Linked DNA regions of Homo sapiens: region 2 is linked to region 1. Evidence: chromatin loops called from intact Hi-C (ENCODE). Cell type or tissue: Calu3. All regions are shown on one strand. Each heading gives the region's core, and the rest is flanking DNA. Links, peaks and the distances in the headings are about the cores only. Region 1 overlaps LOC105369880 (a long non-coding RNA gene). Region 2 overlaps LOC105369881 (a long non-coding RNA gene).

What was found. A loop is a pair of places that touch in the nucleus more often than their neighbours do. Peaks named below come from ENCODE experiments on the same cell type or tissue, not always from the same donor. Only the 100,000 strongest peaks of a DNase experiment are listed, where the experiment ranks them.
Region 2: a loop joins it to region 1, with 2.6 times the contacts of the local background. A loop is called at or near these places in 2 of 110 quality-filtered maps.

The regions. Positions count from the first base shown.
Region 1 is chr12:87,438,640-87,441,565 of GRCh38, reverse strand. It overlaps LOC105369880 (a long non-coding RNA gene), which reads right to left. Exons shown (of 3, transcript XR_945160.2): 3 at 965-1,257. Among named protein-coding and RNA genes, the nearest start is that of LINC02258, 330 kb to the left of the region's middle. In Calu3, for the core only: no CTCF peak of the experiment used is centred there; a DNase peak (open chromatin) is centred at 1,185.
Region 2 is chr12:87,660,831-87,663,756 of GRCh38, reverse strand. The region is part of intron 1 of LOC105369881 (a long non-coding RNA gene); the gene reads left to right. Among named protein-coding and RNA genes, the nearest start is that of LINC02258, 110 kb to the left of the region's middle. In Calu3, for the core only: no CTCF peak of the experiment used is centred there; no DNase peak of the experiment used is centred there.

The DNA.
Region 1 (2,926 bases), core at 143-2,642:
CTCAATCTGCTTAGCTCAGACTCTTTTGTTCAATCACATATCTGCACAGTTGCCCCTGCTTCATAAAACCCAAAGTGTAAAAACTGAACAGTTTTCCCTGTATCTTTTGGGTCACTATTCTGAAGACTTTCATATCTTAGAAAGCTATTATCAAATAAATCTGCTATTCTTTTCTCTTGTTAACTGATCTTTTGTTAGAGAAGTGTTGACTGTCACCCTTTATGATAAAAGACATACCCCCTTTCCATTCCTACAAGGTCAAGATTTCTACATTTTATAGTACTCTTACCCTGTGGAAAAGAAAAGCATTTTATGTTTTCCTTTATCCTAGTTTAGGGATTATTTTTCAATATGTTGAAGAGCTACCTTGCAAACCTTCTCTGAATAGGGTCCCTTCTTTTACAGCAATGTCTACATTTTTCCTCCCAACCACCCTCTCTGTCCATTTCACAGTACACAGTGGCCTGAACACATGGGGGTGGGTAGGACAACCATTCCTAACATTTCTTGAGTTTTCCTGTGGCAAACTTCCTAAGGCAGCACCAAGGCCTTCTAGATCAAGGAATTTTTATATTATGTATTTAAATTTCTTAGAACACAAAAGCTATGTATAGTCCTTAATATTCTTTCATATCAAATATTCTTTCCTGAGTTTCCTCTGTTATATTAATGATGCTGCTAAGGTATAAAAGTAAGATAAGCTATGAACTGTAGAAGAAAAAGTACTTCTGATATTCTCTGACTAATATAAGGGGATATCATTGATTGATATGGGAAATAGGTTTGGAGGTGTAATTAGTTGTTTTAGGATGCAAATATCTGATTAGAGAGAAATATTCCACAGAGCATTCACCTTCCAATCTTCATAATGCCTATCAGCATATCCAGTTTGTCACCAAAATGTTACAGCCCAAGGAGTTTTTATTGCTCCCTGCACAAATAAAGCCAATTCATTGAGACAGTGTTTCATATAAGAGAAGGAGTTTAATTATTTCAAGGGGAGTGGAAGGATGGGAGATTTTTTTCAATTCTGCCTCTCTGAGAGCTTGGAGGCTAGGGTTTTTAAGGATAATTTGGAGGGCAGGGGGCTAGATGACAGGTGCTGCTGATTGGTTGGAGATGAAATTATAGGAATATCCAAACTGTCTTCATGTGCTGAGTCAGTTTCTGGGTGAGGTCACAGGACCAGTTGAGTGAGTTCCTTGGTATGAGTCACAAGTCTGGCTGGAGTCAGTTCATTTACCCAAATGAAAAAGCCTGAAAAATATCTCAAAGATCAGTCTTAGGTTTTGAAAATAGTGATGTTATCTATAGAAGCAATTAAGGAAACGATTAATCTTGTACCCACGGCTACATGAGTCTTGGGCAATAATAGAAAAGCAAGCTAGGGAACAATAGCTGGTTATTGTTTAACTATGCCTACATCTTAGTAGAATTGAGGCTTCTCCCATAATCTTAACCTTTGGCCTTTTGTCAGAGGCATTCCAACTAGAGATACTCCATCTTGAATGAGGGCTAGAAAATATAAGGCTGGGATTTGCTGGGCTGGGTTCCCAGGAGACTAGGCATTCCCAGCCTCTAGATGTTTATGGTTAAGGGAACTGAGCAATAATGTTTACTAAACAGACCCAGTCCCAGGAAAGTCCTGATACCCCAATATCTTGAGAACAAAAACATTCCTAATTTTGCTTTAAAGATAATATCAATTTTTGCAAAACATAGTAATTATAAAGTTAATCCTTTATCACAAACCCTTGTAGTAGAGCACATCTCCCTATGATATTTTTTTGTTATCCTATATATAAACAAGCATTGTACCTAGGGTGGGCACGTTCCTCCTCTTTTGAGAAAGCCCTGCTCTATCTATGGAGTAGCTAATCTTTCACCCTTCTACTTTCTTAATAAACTTGCTTTTGCTTTGCACTGTGGATCCACCCAGAATTCCTTCTTGAATGAGATTCAAGAATGCTCTCTTGGGGTCTGGATCAGGACCCCTTTCCAATAACACTTTCATTAGTCTTACAGAGGTGGTTTTAGTCCACAAGCAAAAAGGAAGTTAGTTTCAGGAAGGTATTACTATCATTAGTCTTTTAAAGTTAACAAAAGCAGTTAACTGGTGAGGTTAGAAGCAAGATGGAGTTAGCGATGTTAAATCTCTATCACAGTCATGATTTTTGTAAAAGTGATTTCAAAAGTGCACCTCAAACTCTAAAATTAAAACGATGCTTCTATGCTCTAGAAGAGGGATCAGTAGTCTATAGTCTGAGGACCAAACCCATGCTACCAACTGTTCTTATACGTGAAATTTTATTGAAATGCAGCCATATCTATTTACTTATGTTTTTTCTATGGCTGCTTTTTGCCTACATTGGCAGAGTTGGGTAGTTGCACCAAAGACCATTTTACTTGCAAAGCCTAAAATACTTTCTGGCTTTTCACAGAAAAGTTTGCTGACTCTTGCTCTAAACAAGGGTGTTCAATCTTCTGGCTTCCCTGAAGAAAAAATTGTCTTGGGCCACACATAAAATACACTAACACTAACAATAGCTGATGAGCTGAAAAAAATAAAAAATAAAAATAAAGGCAGTGGTGCATAATGTTTTAAGAAAGTTTACAAATTTGTGTTGGGCTATATTCAAAGCCATCCTGGGCTACATGCAGCCCACAGGCCATGGGTTGGACAAGCTTTCTCTAAACAAACTAGAGCCAGGTTATAGAGGTTATATATGTCTATTATTATTTATTCACATTGAACACTTTGCTTGAAATTTTTCTGCATTTTTCTTTGAATAAATCATTTAAGTTTAGTTGCTGAAATTCTACTTATCTTTTAAGATGTTACTCATGCTTTATTTCTTTTAGAAAGTTGTTCTTAGTACGTTTTTCTTAGGTATAACTGACCAACAACTGAGTTTGCTAAATATAT
Region 2 (2,926 bases), core at 158-2,657, 220 kb before region 1:
TTAGTTTAAAATATTCTAATAGTCACATTAAAAGAATACAATGAGTGAAAATTATTTTAATGTGGTAGTTTACACCAGGCACAAAGTATTTCAAGACATATAATCAATATAAAATTATTACTGAGAAATATGACTCTCATAATTTATATTAAGTCTTTGAAATCTTATGTGCATTTTTCCCCGTAACGCATCGTAGTTTGGACTAGCACATTTCAAGTGCTTGAGAACCACAAGTAGCAAGTGGTCACTGTATTGGACAGTTTGTGATGAAATCAACATGTTAGATTCTTCATGACAATCATTTCTTATTTCAGAAGTCTGCAGGTATTATACTATTTTGGCTGTGAAAATGCACCTTTAAACAAACTTACAGTGTAGATATAACACAGTGCTTTTATTACATCTTCTATGGAAGATGAAGATGGATCAGATATACATACATTAGACAAAAAAGCAACACATGAAACAGTAACAGCATAAAAGTAAGTAACTGTCCACATTTAGCCATGCTAATTTCATCTGTAAATTTAGGATTATATTATTTTTATTTCATCTTTTTACCCAGCTTTTGAAAATTATTTTAAAGAGATTTTGCATATCTTTCCATGTGTTGTCCTTGTTTTTGTTGTATAAATATTTTGGATGATGTTTTGCATTATTTGGTGTATATTTCTATTTGAATCTGGGTTTTTGTATTTGGAGAAGTAGGGAAGGCTACAAATTTCTGAAGGGCAGATGACAATGGCTTGCAAACCTTGCTCACTACACACCAAATCAGTTAAACCATAGCAAATGGATCAGAATGTAATAAATGGATTAGTTCTCATAAAGAATATTTTGAAAAGTATTGCTTCTATTTTTTAAACTTTCATAATTTCCTTAATTTTTCATAACTCAAAATTGTTGGCAAATAAATATATTGGAAAACATTCAGAGTTCAGTGCCAGGCTCTAGCTCCATCTTATTTCTAATATCACTCTTCTCCCTAAAGCTGGAGGCCTTTGGCACCTACTTAAGATCCAGATTTTATCCTGTTGAAAGCAACAATACTTATTTAAACCAGGAGATCCTCATGGCTTTACCTCTGATCCTCTGTTTCAGGAATTTTGTTTGGTTTTCTAGACCAACACTGACTTCTGCATTTTGTAAGGCTGTGAATTATACTAGTAAAGACTGGAGACTTCAATCACCAATGATATAGCGGCTGTCATGAAAATGTATTGACATGTTTTTATTTTTATGGGTCTATAGGTTAACCTAATTTTCATTTATGCTATAGTTACTCCAATGTAAAATTTCAATAAAGTGAAGAGATCTCATTTCCTTCTATCCACAATGTTCTATTATTTTTCTAACTTTAAAGTATTCACATATACAAACAAGATTAGCTAAATGTTTATCCAGTCCTCTTCATCCTGTGATCTACAGTTTCAAAGTTCTGTTTTCCCTGTCCTCCACATGTGTTTTTCTACTCATACATTGTGAGTATTAGAGAGTGAGGTGTGAGTAGGAGTAGAGGTGTTTCTATTCTCCTTTTATATAACACTGTATATACTAGTCCCTCTTTATTTTCAGTTTCACTTTCTGCAGTTTCGGCTACCCAAGGTCATCCACAGTCCAAAGATATTAAATGAAAAATTACAGAAATAATTTATAAGTTTTAAATTGTGTGTTGTTCTGAGAGTAGCATGATGAAATCTCGTGCTGTTCCACTCCATCCCACCCAGGATATAAATCATCCCATTGTCCACTGTATTCATGTTATCTGCGTTACCTGCCTGTGAGTCCCTTGGTAGCCATCTCAGTTATCTTATTGACTGTGGCAGTATTACAGCGTTTGTGTTCAAGGAACCCTTATTTAACTTAATGGCCATAAAGCATAAGAGTAGTGAAGCTGGCAGCTTGGATATGCCAAAGAGTAGATATAAAGTGCTTCCTTTAAGTGAAAAGGTGAACGTTTTTGATTTAAAAAGGAAAAATATAGTGTAAATGGTGTTCAGTACTGTCTGAAGTTTCAGGCAGTCACTGGAGATCTAGGAATCTATCCCCCATGGATAAGAGGGGGCTACTATAATACACTGTGAGGAAGATATTACTGTTTCAAGTTTACACTTAGGAAAACTGATTGAGAGTTTAGTAACTTGCTGAAGATATCACAAGTAGTAAATGTGTGACTCTGACCACTTCTCACCATCTCTATCACTCTCATCCTTACAATGCTCTTTATGGCCCCTCACAACCTCTCTAATTTTAAGTCCCACCACTCTCAAGTTGTTAGAAGATATCCTGAGATTTTTTGTGGCCTGAGATTTCCACTAACATGAAGACACAGAATCAAGAAATGTACAAAGACTTGTACTTGGTAGCAGAGTTTGCTATTTATCTATGGTTACCTAATATATTATCTGAAAACAGAATGACAGTATAATTGATTATTTGTCACAGTTTCTGTGGGTAAGGATTAATGAGCAGCTTGCTGGGATGTTTTGGCTATGGGCCTCATGAGATTCCTGTAGTAGTAATGTCATAAGTTGGCTAGGGTTGCAGCCATTTGAGGATCTACTGAGCCTCCAGGCAGGATCATTCACGTGGATGGCAAGTTGAAGCTGGCTATTGTCAAGAGGTGTAAGTTTTCCTCTAGGTGGTTCTCTCCAGAAGACTGCTTTAGTACTCTCACAATATAGTGGCAGGCTTCTCTCAAAGTGTTATCCACAGGCCAGTGTGGGAGGTGTTGTGTCTTTTATGAGCTGCCTTGAAACTTCCGCATGGGAATTTCTGTAGTATTCTTTTGATGATGCAAATATTCCCTGATTCATTATGGGTGGGCATAAATGCTGGGAGGCTAGAAGTATTTGGGGTCATCTTTATGGCTAGCTACCACACCTAATTTGAGTCTTAGATAAAACTGTATGAAGCTTTATCTGAA